2 separate regions of the Homo sapiens genome follow, and region 1 is linked to region 2. Evidence: chromatin contacts called from ENCODE Hi-C or POLR2A ChIA-PET data. All regions are on one chromosome and are shown on one strand. Each heading gives the region's core, a stretch centred on a gene start or an enhancer-like site at or near the end of the contact. The rest is flanking DNA. Distances are from core to core; before and after follow the strand shown. Region 1 overlaps LOC124904588 (UPF0764 protein C16orf89-like). Region 2 holds the start of HNRNPU (heterogeneous nuclear ribonucleoprotein U).

Evidence for each region. A loop is a pair of places that touch in the nucleus more often than their neighbours do. ChIA-PET counts read pairs that join two places held with the same protein, here RNA polymerase II (POLR2A). Pooled maps may share reads with other maps.
Region 1: a map of gastrocnemius medialis shows a loop between it and region 2 (3-fold over the local background). The contact joins the enhancer-like site here to the promoter of HNRNPU in region 2. A Hi-C loop is called at or near these places in 4 of 168 maps with a recorded cell type or tissue (Caco-2, IMR-90, endothelial cell of umbilical vein and 1 more), 1 of 37 single-sample maps with no recorded cell type and 3 of 50 pooled maps. POLR2A ChIA-PET finds 5 or more read pairs at or near these places in 21 of 52 experiments (A549, AG04449, BJ and 15 more).

What each region holds. Positions count from the first base shown.
Region 1 is chr1:244,897,917-244,903,743 of GRCh38, reverse strand. LOC124904588 (UPF0764 protein C16orf89-like) reads left to right here. Exons shown (of 4, transcript XM_047439568.1): 2 at 4,496-4,561. Among named protein-coding and RNA genes, the nearest start is that of HNRNPU, 36 kb to the right of the region's middle. Within about 2 kb of position 4,168, at least 3 of the 41 ENCODE cell types and tissues checked have a DNase peak (open chromatin) inside an H3K27ac peak, as active enhancers do; they include gastrocnemius medialis, where a contact is called at or near this core.
Region 2 is chr1:244,863,293-244,869,506 of GRCh38, reverse strand. HNRNPU (heterogeneous nuclear ribonucleoprotein U) reads left to right here and starts at 4,964. Exons shown (of 14, transcript NM_031844.3): 1 at 4,964-5,890. The coding sequence starts at 5,200. It overlaps LOC124904588 (UPF0764 protein C16orf89-like), which reads left to right. Exons shown (of 4, transcript XM_047439568.1): 3 at 4,776-4,844; 4 at 4,921-5,025. The coding sequence ends at 5,025. RefSeq lists enhancers at 237-836, 4,535-4,594, 3,928-4,758, 4,759-5,590 and silencers at 4,815-4,914, 5,895-6,214.

The sequences.
Region 1 (5,827 bases), core at 2,919-5,418, 35 kb before region 2:
TGCAACCTCTGCCTCCCGGGTTCAAGTGATTCTCCTGCCTCAGTCTCTCGAGCAGTTGGGACTACAGACGTACACAACCATGTCGAGTGAATTTTTTGTATTTTTAGTAGAGACGAGGTTTTGCTATGTTGGCCAGGCTGGTCTTGAACTCCTGGCCTCAAGTGATCTGCCCACCTTGGCCTCCCAGAGTGCTGGGATTGCAGGCATGAAACTCGCAGCCGGCCTCTAATGCTTTTTTTTTTTTTTTTTTTTTTTTTTTTTTGAGACGGAGTTTCACTCTTGTTGCCCAGGCTGGAGTACAATGGTGTGATCTTGGCTCACCGCAATCTCCACCTCCCGGGTTCAAGCAATTCTCCTGCCTCAGCCTCCCAAGCAGCTGGGATTACAGGCATGAGCCACCATGCCTAGGCCTACCAAAGTCCTGGGATTACAGGCATGAGCCACTACACCCAGCAAATGCTTTTTTTAAAGTAGACTTTTATCAGATGTATTTTATAGTCTAAGAAAGTTATGTCAAGTATTAGCTTTTAATTCTTAAAGAGAGCAAGAATTTACCTTCTATGAACATTTAAAGAACATCTGAACAGGATCAAACTCTTTTCAGATCTAGAGACGACATGAAAACAACCCCAAAACGAGGGTTCAAGTATTTTCCTTTAACAAGGTTTCAAGGAGAAAATCTCTTTAAAAAAAAAAAAAACTTTTATTATCTGATTTGCTTATGTGCTGTTTTGCTTAAAGAATAATACAGTTTGTTGTGTGAGATTAAAAGTCCATATTCGTGGTCATCCTGTAGATTTCGGCTGCAACTCCTTGATCTCTATACCTCATTTTCCTACTCCTTACCAAGGCTTTTTTTTTTTTTTTTTTTTTTTGAGATGGAGTCTCCCTCTGTTGCCCAGGCTGGAGTGCAGTGACACGATCTCCACTCACGGCAACCTCTGCCTCCTGGGTTCAAGCGATTCTCCTGCCTCAGCCTCCTGAATAGCTGGGATTACAGGCACCTGCTACCATGCCCAGCTAACTTTTGTATTTTTAGTAGAGACGGGGTTTCACCACATTGGCCAGGCTGGTCTTGAACTCCTGATCTCAGGTGATCTGCCCACCTCGGCCTCCCAAAGTGCTGGGATTACAGGCGTGAGCCACTGTGCCCGACCCTTACCAAACATTTTAGGTGGCCAAATGCTTACCAGAGGTAAATGACTACATATAAAATATTTGTGAGATTTTCTGATGAAGTTTGAATGTCTCCTTTAGACCAGTGGTTCTCAGTCCGAATGATTTCGCTTCCAGGGGACATCTGGTAATGTCTGAGATGTTTTTGATGGTCACAACTTGGGAAGGTGGTCCTTCCTATATAGTGGATAGAGGCTGGGGATGCCACTGAACATCCTATAAAATACACAAAACAGGCCGGGCGCGGTGGCTCACACCTGTAATCCCAGCACTTTGGGAGGCCGAGGCGGGTGAATCACGAAGTCAGGACTTCGAGACCAGCCTGGCCAACATGGTGAAACCCCATCTCTACTAAAGATACAAATAATTAGCCGGGCGTGGTGGTGGGTGCCTATAATCCCAGCTACTCGAGAGACTGAGGCCGGAGAATCACTTGAACCCGGGAGGTGGAGGTTGCAGTGAGCCGACATCTCTCCATTGCACCCCAGCCTGGGAGACAGAGCGAGACTCCATCTAAAAAAAAAAAAATAAACCACACATGACAACACCCCCTTCCCTGCCCAACACCAAAGAATTATCTGGTGCAAAACACCAATAGTGCTAAGGTTGAGAAACCCTGTTATAAAGTAAAGAATGAGCCAGTGATCTTCCATGGAAGGGGTGTTATTTCTCTCTCTCTCTCTTTAATTTCCTTTTACACAGAAATACCATAAGATTTAACAAAAACAAAAACATTATAAGGATTCCAATTATATGACATTCTAGAAAAGGCAAAACTATGATGACAGTAAAAAGTTTGGTAGTTGCCAGGGGTTAGTGGGAGGGAGGGGTGAACAGGCAGAACACGGAGGATTTTTAGGGCAGTGAAACGACTCTGTATATTATTGCACTGGTGGATACGTGTCATCATATACTTGTCAAGACTCATAGAATGCACAGTACCAAGAGTGAACCCCAATGTGAACTACGGACTTTGGGTGATAATGACTATCTGTGCAGGTTCGTTGATTGTTCGTAAGAATGTGCCACTGTGGGGCACTCTATGTGTTGATATGGGGGAGTCTGAGGGGGAGGGGTGGGGAGGAGGCATCTGGGAACATTGCTTTCTGCTCAGTTTTGCCCAAACAGTGCTAAACAAATTGAGTCTATATAAAAAAAAGTTAATTGGAAAAACAAAACAACATTTCAGAAACATGGTGGATTTTCCGCTGTGAGATGTTACTTGAGAAAAAAGGATTTAAAAATTCACAACTAATGTTTATAACAAAACGTATCTTTCACTACAAAATTCTGAAAGTTGTGTCATTGCTAAAGACGAGCTTCAACTGTCAAGGCTGGGTAGAACAGCAGTTACCATTTTATGGTCCCTGGAACACTAGTTCTGCAGGATGTTAACAGGCCTTGCTTGAAGGAAAGTGGGAAATCCAGGTGTCATTTTTTCTGTTTTTGTCTTTTTCCTTTCTTGAAGAACTGCTCAGGGCCTTCCAGAGGTTACTGTTCATTGTAAATCCCTATGGGGGTTTATTGCAGGCAGCATTTCCCAAATTTCTGTGACCATAGAACCCTTTCTTTTTAATTAAAAAAAAAAAAATTAGGACTGGGTGCAGTGGCTCACGCCTGTAATCCCAGCACTTTGGGAGCCCAAGGCGGACGGATCACGAGGTCAGGAGATCGAGACCATCCTGGCCAACATGGTGAAACCCCGTCTCTACTAAAAAAAATACAAAAAATTAGCTGGGCGTGGTGGCACGCGCCTGTAGTCCCAGCTACTCTGGAGACTGAGGCAGGAGAATCACTTGAACCCGGGAGGCAGAGGTTGCAGTGAGCCGAGATTGTGCCACTGCACTCCAACCTGGTGACAGAGTGCGACTCCATCAAAAAAAAAAAAAAAAAAAGGTAGATTCAAGGGGTATATGTCCAGATTTGTTACATGGATATACTCATAATGCCGAGGTTTGGGCTCCTATTGAACCTGTCTCCCAAACTGTGGACACAGGGCCCCCAGGAAGTGGTTTTTAACCCCGTCTGCCTCCCCACTCCCTCTTTCTGGAGTGCCCAGTGTCCATTGTTTCCATCTTTATGTCTGTACAGACCCAGTGTTTAGCTCCCACTTACAAGTGAAAACATGTGGTATTGATTTTCTGGTAGAACTCTTCTCTCTGTGTCTTTTTTTTTTTTTGGTAGAGATGGGGGACTCCTTATTTTCCCTGGGCTGGTCTCGAACTCCTGGGGTCAAGTGATCCTCCTGCCTCAGCCTCCCAAAGTGCTGGGTTTGCAGGTGTGAGCCACTGTGCCGGGCCCATGAACGCTTTTCTTAAGGAACATCTCAAAGGGCTATTTTGGACACATGATGTTGAAGATACAAGAGGGTCATCCTCGCGGGTTAATACCGTGGTCTTCATGGCTCAGGCCTTCCCTGTCGCCATGTTTCCTGATTTGTAGGTCTCCTTGCTTGCTTATTTTGGTTGCTGCCCTCAGTGTTCTCAATACTGTTATCTCCAAATCTTGCCCCATTCCCCCAGAACTCTGAGTGCAATGCCCACTGTGGGGTACCCCCAGCAGAGTGGATGGCATGTTCCTCAGCAATTTCCTCACAGTGTGGCCGAGGGAGCCTCCCCCAGGGGCGATTCTGGCCCCAGGCCTCATTCGTGTGTGGCTAGTCCTGGCTGAGTCAAGCTTCCGGCAAGCTTGCAACCTTGTGGGCTCTGATCAGGCCTAGCTGCCTCTAAGAAAGAAAGGTGTTGAATTTCATTCTCTTCTCATTCTGAAGGAAATTCAAGTCCTTTTAAAGAGTATAGGGTACATTTTCCAGGTAAGCTTCACTAGGCCTGTCTGCTGATGCTCCCCAGCCCCTCTTGCCTACATACAGGGGAGTTCCTGTGTTTTCGTGAGTGGGTGAGCCTGTGCTATTCTGGTTTTTCTCTCCTGGCTGCCAACAGAGCAGGTGTTTTTCATGCAACACAAGAGCTGCCAGGATCCATGCTGCCTCTCCTTTTGTGCTTAACACTTGTGTCTGGGCTGTCTGGTGCTGCCAGAACTGGAGTTTTATTTCTCTATCCTTCTTCTCCCATTGCATGAAAAGATGAAGCAAGCTGTCAGACAGATCCAAAATGTTCTCCTTTGTCTTTTTTTTTTTTTTTTTTTTTTTTTGAGATGGAGTCTCGCTCTGTTGCCCAGGCTGGAGTGCAGTGGTGCAATCTCAGCTCACTGCAACCTCTGCCTCCCGGGTTCAAGCAATTCTCCTGTCTCAGCCTCCTGAGTAGCTGGGATTACAGGTGCCCACCACCACGCCCAGCTGATTTTTGTATTTTCAGTAGAGATGGAGTTTCACCATATTGGTCAGGCTGGTCTCAAACTCCTGACCTCAGGTGATCCACCTGCCTTGGCCTCCCAAAGTGTTGGGATGACAGATGTGAGCCACCAAGCCCAGCCTCCTTTGTCTTTATAAGGGAGAAAGAAGGCTGGGCACGGCGGCTCACGCCTGTCATCCCAGCACTTTGGGAGGCCGAAGCAGGCGGATTGCCTGAGGTGCAGAGTTTGAGACCAGCCTGACCAACATAGAGAAACCCCGTCTCTACTAAAAATACAAAATTAGCCAGGCATGGTGGAGCATGCCTGTAATCCCAGCTACTCTGGAGGCTGAGGCAGGAGAATGGCTTGAACCCGGGAGGCGGAGGTTGCCGTGACCTGAGATCGCACCACTGCACTCCAGCCTGGGCAACAAGAGGGAAACTCTGTCTCAAAAAAAAAAAGGAGAAAGAATTTCCAATTTTTGTTTTCTTAACATTTCAAGTGGAATATCTGGTCATCCCCTTTAGAAGCATTTTCCCAAAAAAACGGGATACTATTTGAATGCGGTTGTCTGCAGTGTTTCGAATCATTAAATATTGAGGAGCTACTGTATTCCAGGCACTCTACTAGGTGCTGGGGATAAAGAGATGAGTAAGACATAACCCATAACCAGAGGGTGCAACCAACAAGAAATAAACAATTTCCACAGAGTGGGCAGTGGTGTAAGAGTTCTGTGCACAGGGCCTGTGGAGCACAGGGGCAAGTAGCGCACTTACCTGGGGGTTTTGTGGGTGAGCGGAGCAGAAAGAATTTTTTTTTTTTTTTAGAGATGGGGTCTTGCTATGTTTCCCAGGCTGGTCTTGAACTCCTGGACCCTAAATGATCCTCCCACCTCAATCTCCCAAGTAGCTTAGACTACAGGAATACATGACTGCACCCAGCTTTTAAGAGACTTTTGCTGGAAATTCTAGCATAGTACATTTCATTTAGCCTACCATTCAGTATGGCATTTTCAACTTCTTTTGTATAACACATACAATTGTGAGCGTTTTAGTCATTTTCATCTTGTTTGGGACCTTAAAGATTATTGCTAGATGGACAGCTGCCAGCACTGAAGTGCTCGTTTTGTCAAAAGTAGCAAGAGAAAAGTCACAGCAGAAAAAAATCTCTCGAGGTGTCTTAGGGATCAAATGATAGTAAATCACACGTGGATGACATTTTAGAGCTTGCAAAGCACTTGCATATATTGTCCAAGTTGATACTGATGATAATCTTACCAAGTAGGTAGGGAGATTGCTGATTAAACACAGCAGAGTCAACACAATGTTTGTCTCCATGGCTTCCTGGGGTCTACTAAAAT
Region 2 (6,214 bases), core at 3,715-6,214:
AATAGAACAGCCTCTCGAGTCCTTTTAATTTAGCATTCTTGTCCCCTCATGTCACTCTGCTAACAACGTTCTATGTCTTCCCTCCTCCTGGAGGTGTTTTAGTCCATTTGGGCTCTTCTAACAAACATCATAAGCCGAGTAGCTTATAAACAACAGACACTTATTGGTCGCAGTTCTGGAAGCTAAGAAGCCCAGCGCCTCAGTGACTGGTGAGGGCCCGCCTCCCCACCCAGGGCACCTTCTTGCTGTGTCCTCACAGGGCAGAAGACACGAACGCTGGTCTCTTCAGCTCTGTATAAATTTTCTAATCCCATTGATGAGGGCTCCACGCTCATGACCTCGTTGCCTCCAAAGGCCTCAGCTCCTAATATCATGGGGGATTAGGTTTCAACACAGGACTTTTGTGGGGACACAAACGTTCAGTCCATAGCAGAAAGCAAAAGCCAAAGTCCTTTACAAAACCACCCACGAGGCTGCTGGTGATCTGTGTTTTCCTCTCTCCCCTCTCTCCTCTCCTACCCACTCCCATCATTCCCCGCAGGCCTGAATTCTTTTGTCTTCCTCCCCCAACCTCCCCAGCTTTATGGAGGTATAATTGGTATACGATAACTGCATATAGGCCGGGCACGGTGGCTCACGCCTGTAATCCTAGCACTCTGGGAGGCCGAGATGGGTGGATTGCCTGAGCTCAGTAGTTCACGACCAGCCTGGGCAACATGGTGAAACCCTGTCTCTACAAAAATACAAAAAAAAAAAAAAAAAAAAAATCAGCCGAGGGTGGTGGTGAACGCCTGTGATCCCAGCTACGAGGGAGGCTGAGGCACAAGAATTGCTTGAACCCGGGAGGCGGGGGTTGTAGTGAGCTGAGACGGTTCCACTGCACTCCAGCCTGGGCAACAAAGTGAAACTTTGTCTCAAAAAAAAAGAAAACCCTGCATATAACTAATAAATCTATACATATTTGGTGAGTTTGGACAGACATACACACGCATGCTACCATCACCACATTCAGGAAAATGAACATATCCATTACCTCCAACAGTTTCCTTGTGTACCTTTGTCCTTTTTTTTCTTTTTCATTTTCCCTTTTTTTTTTTTTTTGAGGTGGAGTTTTGCTCTTGTTGCCCAGGCTGGAGTGCAATGGCGCAATCTCGGCTCACCGCAACCTCTGCCTCCAAGGCTCAAGCGATTCTCCTGCCTGAGCCCCTCTAGTAGCTGGGATTACAGGCGCCTGCCACCGAACCCGGCTAATCTTGTATTTTTAGTAGAGACCATGTTGGTCAGGCTGGTCTCAAACTCCCGACCTCAGGTGATCCGCCCGCCTTGGCCTCCCAAGGTGCTGGGATTACAGGCTTGAGCCCACACTGCTCCCGGCTCTTTTTCTTTTTCTTTCTTTCTTTCTTTTTTTTTTTTTTTTTAGACGGAGTCTCGCTCTGTTGCCCGGGCTGGAGTGCAGTGGTGCGATCTCGGCTCACTGCAAGCTCCGCCTCCAGGGTTCACGCCATTCTCCTGCCTCAGCCTCCCGAGTAGCTGGTATTACAGGCGCACGCTGCCACGCCCAGCTAATTTTTTGTATTTTTAGTAGAGATGGGGTTTCACTGTGTTAACCAAGATGGTCTTGATCTCCTGACCTCATGATCCGCCCGCCTCGGCCTCCCACAGTGCTGGGATTATAGGCGTGAGCCACCGCGCCCGGCCTTTTTTTTTTTTTTTTTTTTTTGAGACGAAGTTTTGCTTTGTCCCCCAGGCTGGAGTTCAGTGGCTCAGTCTCAGCTCACTGCAACCTCCGCCTCCCAGGTTCAAGTGATTCTCCTGCCTCAGGCTCCTGAGTAGCTGGGATTACAGGCGGCCACCACCACGCCTGGCTATTTTTTGTGTTTTTAGTAGAGATGGGGTTTCAACATGTTGGCCAGGCTGGTCTCGAACTCCTGACCTCAGGTGATCTGCCCACCTCAGCCTCCCAAAGTGCTGGGATTACAGGTGTGAGCCACCACTCCCGATCTTGTTTTTTGTTTTGTTTTGTTTTTTTTGGGGGGCGGGGGGGAATGAGAATATTTAACGTAAGATCTTAACGGGTTTTTTTCTTTTTCTTTCTTTTTTCTTTTTTTTTTTTTTTGAGACAGGGTCTCCCTCTGTGGTCCAGGTTAGAGTGCAGTGGTACAATCACGGCTCACTGCAGCCTTGACTGCCGGGGGTCAAGTGATCCTGCTACCTCAGCCCCTTGAGTAGCTCGGACTACAGGCGTACCACCACAGCCACCTAATTTTAATTTTTTGTGGAGATGGAGTCTCACTGTGTTCCTCAGGCTGGTTTCGAACTCCTGGCCTCAAGCCATCTTCCCATCTCGGCCTCTCGAAGTGCTGGGATTACAGACATGAGCCGCTGGGCCTGGCCAGCAAATTTTTAAGTGCAGGATACTTTGTTAACTGTAGATCTCTGGAACTGCCTCATCGTTATGACTATAAAATGTTTTTGAGAAAGTATTGAAAAAATATTTGCTGAATAAATTGTGTGACAAAGTATAGCATTTCCTTTGCTTAAACCTCAAAAATGTAAGCTAGACATGCAGAGCACCAAAACTTTGTAGTTACCTCTCACAGATCAATTATTCATAGGTCATTCTTGAATCATTTTTTGTTATTGAGAATTAACTTGTCTCCTCCGGCACGCGGTATTCTTGGTAGCCTCTAGGATTTGACACAGGGGGAATTTAAATTGTCTTAGAGGTCCTTCAGAGATTTACAGGAAGTGACCTGCACTTTAACAGGTCTCTGTAGAGCAGGACTATCATGATAGCATTAAAAATATAAGAAGCAAAAATGATCAATAAGATGTCACCATTTGTACTTTGAAGTGGTAACATAAGACTATGGAATGGCATATTTCCTCTGTTTGTGAAAAGGATAGTATGATGATGGTTCTTTGAGCAGAAATTGTTTTTCTTTCAAATGTTGTCTAAGACAGCACAATGTAATAGAAAGCCCATTGGTGTGGGGGGTGAGGGTCCCAGCTTCCTGGGCAGTAAAATGAACAGGACTGCAGATCGATCTCCAGGCCCCATCCAGCTCTAAAGTTCTCCAAAACTTTTGGAGATAAAGCCATAGAACTTTCTTGTGAGCATCAAAAGTTGTATTTCATGTTTATTTTTGCAACTGACTTAATGTTCCAAGAGTGACTGTTACAGATCTACTATATGTAGATATACAATCTTTGTTTTCATAGTTTAGTGTTTTCCAGTAAATGAAATTTGTTTTCATATAACTAATATTTAAAGGTGTAAATAATATCTAGGACACATAAATTTAAGGAACCATCATAATTGTATTTAACTCTGATTCATTAAGGGATTAGTTATCTAGTTTGTGAACATGTAAACCCCCTGTAGCTCTCTTCCCATTTCTGAACGAAGACAAAATTTCAAATTCCAGTTTGTGGCTTATTCATAACCTTCAAAATTATAACCAAAGGCTAAAATGAGTTTCTGGCACTGTTTGGAAGTTTCTATTTTGGGGGCTATCCTCACCACTTAACTTGAACTGGGGATTATCAGTAGTACTGTACATAGTCCATTAATTTCAAGTCAAATCATTTCACAAGTGTTAATATTTCACGTATACATGACTGCAAGGTATGGTAGAATGCTTCATAAAAGCTACCGAAAATAAACTTCAAAAATAAAATGTATCAATTAGTTAAATCATATTAGCCTATGGGAGAAATTTCAATGTGTTTACTTCCAAATTTCAAATTAATAATGGGGCAATATTATTGTGCCACCTAGAGCACCAAACAGTGGGTATAAACCATCTCCTTAGTCAGATGGAACACTGGCTGGACACTGCAGATTATCTAGGGTTTAAAATGTTAACTTCTATCACGAATCTAAATTCTGACTTCCCTATCTAAAACTTCGAGACATCACATCTTTTCTTTAAAGAGAAAAAGTAAACTTCTAACATATAAAATAACGGATTTCAAGAGCGATAGTCCATTTTTCTTTTTACAAAATCACAGCCCTTGATTTTTCGTAAACTTTAAGTTTCAGAATAATTTGGTCAAGAGTATTTCTACAGGAATAGGAAGAGAATCAAGTGGGCCTATAATCAAAGACCTAGTTGGGTCTCACCCTCACGGTTAGCTACTGGGACTTCGTAGCTGATGACCAGGTCCTAAAGTGGACAGAACAAGTGTTACTGGAGGTCCGTCTTTGTGGTAGCTACAGAAAACTTGGAAATGCAATTCTGAGGTTTATTCAGGGTTATTAAGAGCATGAGAATAGCTGCCCTGCAAAGGCAGGTACACTAAGGTTTGCAGTATGGAGTAGTAAGCAAAGCCTCTACTTCCCAGGCCCCGCACCCGGGGTGTGGAACAGACAAAAGAACGGTTCTGCCCTTGCCCTTCTCGAACTTAAAATCCAATTCGCAAGGCAGGACTTACACAAATTAAACCAAATACGGTATTATGAGGAAAAGAGCCGCTGCGTGTAACAGTTGCCAATGTATGCTATACCAGTCAAAACTGAAATACGATTTGAAGGAGTTTTAAACGAAGAGCTGGAGAAACACATAAGAAGGCAGATCTAAGATGGAAGAAAAGGCGGATTCGGGTTGAAACGCCAAGTTGAGGACTGAAGAAAGCATTTGGATAAAGCAGCCTCCAAGCTGGGAAGGAGAAAAGCCAAACGAGTATAGCCACCAAAGACCCAGAAAGGCCAATATATCATGCAGTGAGTCGGTTGAACTGAAAGGCGGTTTCCTTTTCCTCCATTTGCTCAGTCCCAATTGGAAGCGCACTGCGCGGCCTCCACCGCGCTCTCGGCCCGGGTTCGGCGTGGGGGCGGGGAGGTAAGTACGGTAATGGGCGGGGCCGAGCGCGGGCGCGCTCCGGCTTTCCTCCTGCGCAGTGCTCCCGTCAGCGCAGGGGGCGGGGCGCCTATATTACGTGCGCGGCGCCGCTCCTGCGAGAGGACGTTGCGTGCTCGCTCGCGCCAGGCGAGTCTCCGCGTCTCCCTCGCGAACTCGGTGAAAGGAATTGGCGCCGTTCGACACCAGGCGGATCCGCTCTGCAGCACGAACCCATCTCCAGCCGCAGCCGCAGCCGCCGCCCGGGCCGAGGAGCAGCCGCAGCAGCCGCCACCAGTGGCCGAGTGAGCGGAGCCGAGTTTGAGGCAGCGCCTAGCGGTGAATCGGGGCCCTCACCATGAGTTCCTCGCCTGTTAATGTAAAAAAGCTGAAGGTGTCGGAGCTGAAAGAGGAGCTCAAGAAGCGACGCCTTTCTGACAAGGGTCTCAAGGCCGAGCTCATGGAGCGACTCCAGGCTGCGCTGGACGACGAGGAGGCCGGGGGCCGCCCCGCCATGGAGCCCGGGAACGGCAGCCTAGACCTGGGCGGGGATTCCGCTGGGCGCTCGGGAGCAGGCCTCGAGCAGGAGGCCGCGGCCGGCGGCGATGAAGAGGAGGAGGAAGAGGAAGAGGAGGAGGAAGGAATCTCCGCTCTGGACGGCGACCAGATGGAGCTAGGAGAGGAGAACGGGGCCGCGGGGGCGGCCGACTCGGGCCCGATGGAGGAGGAGGAGGCCGCCTCGGAAGACGAGAACGGCGACGATCAGGGTTTCCAGGAAGGGGAAGATGAGCTCGGGGACGAAGAGGAAGGCGCGGGCGACGAGAACGGGCACGGGGAGCAGCAGCCTCAACCGCCGGCGACGCAGCAGCAACAGCCCCAACAGCAGCGCGGGGCCGCCAAGGAGGCCGCGGGGAAGAGCAGCGGCCCCACCTCGCTGTTCGCGGTGACGGTGGCGCCGCCCGGGGCGAGGCAGGGCCAGCAGCAGGCGGGAGGTAAGAAGAAGGCGGAAGGCGGCGGAGGCGGCGGTCGCCCCGGGGCTCCGGCGGCGGGTGAGTGCTGCGTTGTACGTTGCGCGCGGCGGGAGGCCCGCGCGGGGTGGGGACCGTGCCCCAGGCCTGCCGGAGCCCCGCAGGGGGAGGGAGCCCCGGGCGGGAGGGCGCCGCGGTGAGGGTGGGGGAGGGGGCGCGGGGAATCCCAGATTAGCCGAGAGGCCTCGGGCTCGGGGCGTGTGTGTGCGCGCGCGCGTGTGTGTGTGTGTGTGTGTGTGTGTCGGCGGTGGCAGCGCCTCCATTATGTGGCTCGAGAGCCGGGGGGAGCTGCAGCTGCCGCTGTAGGGGGAGGAGCCGCGGGCGGGCGGCGGGAGGGAGCCCGGT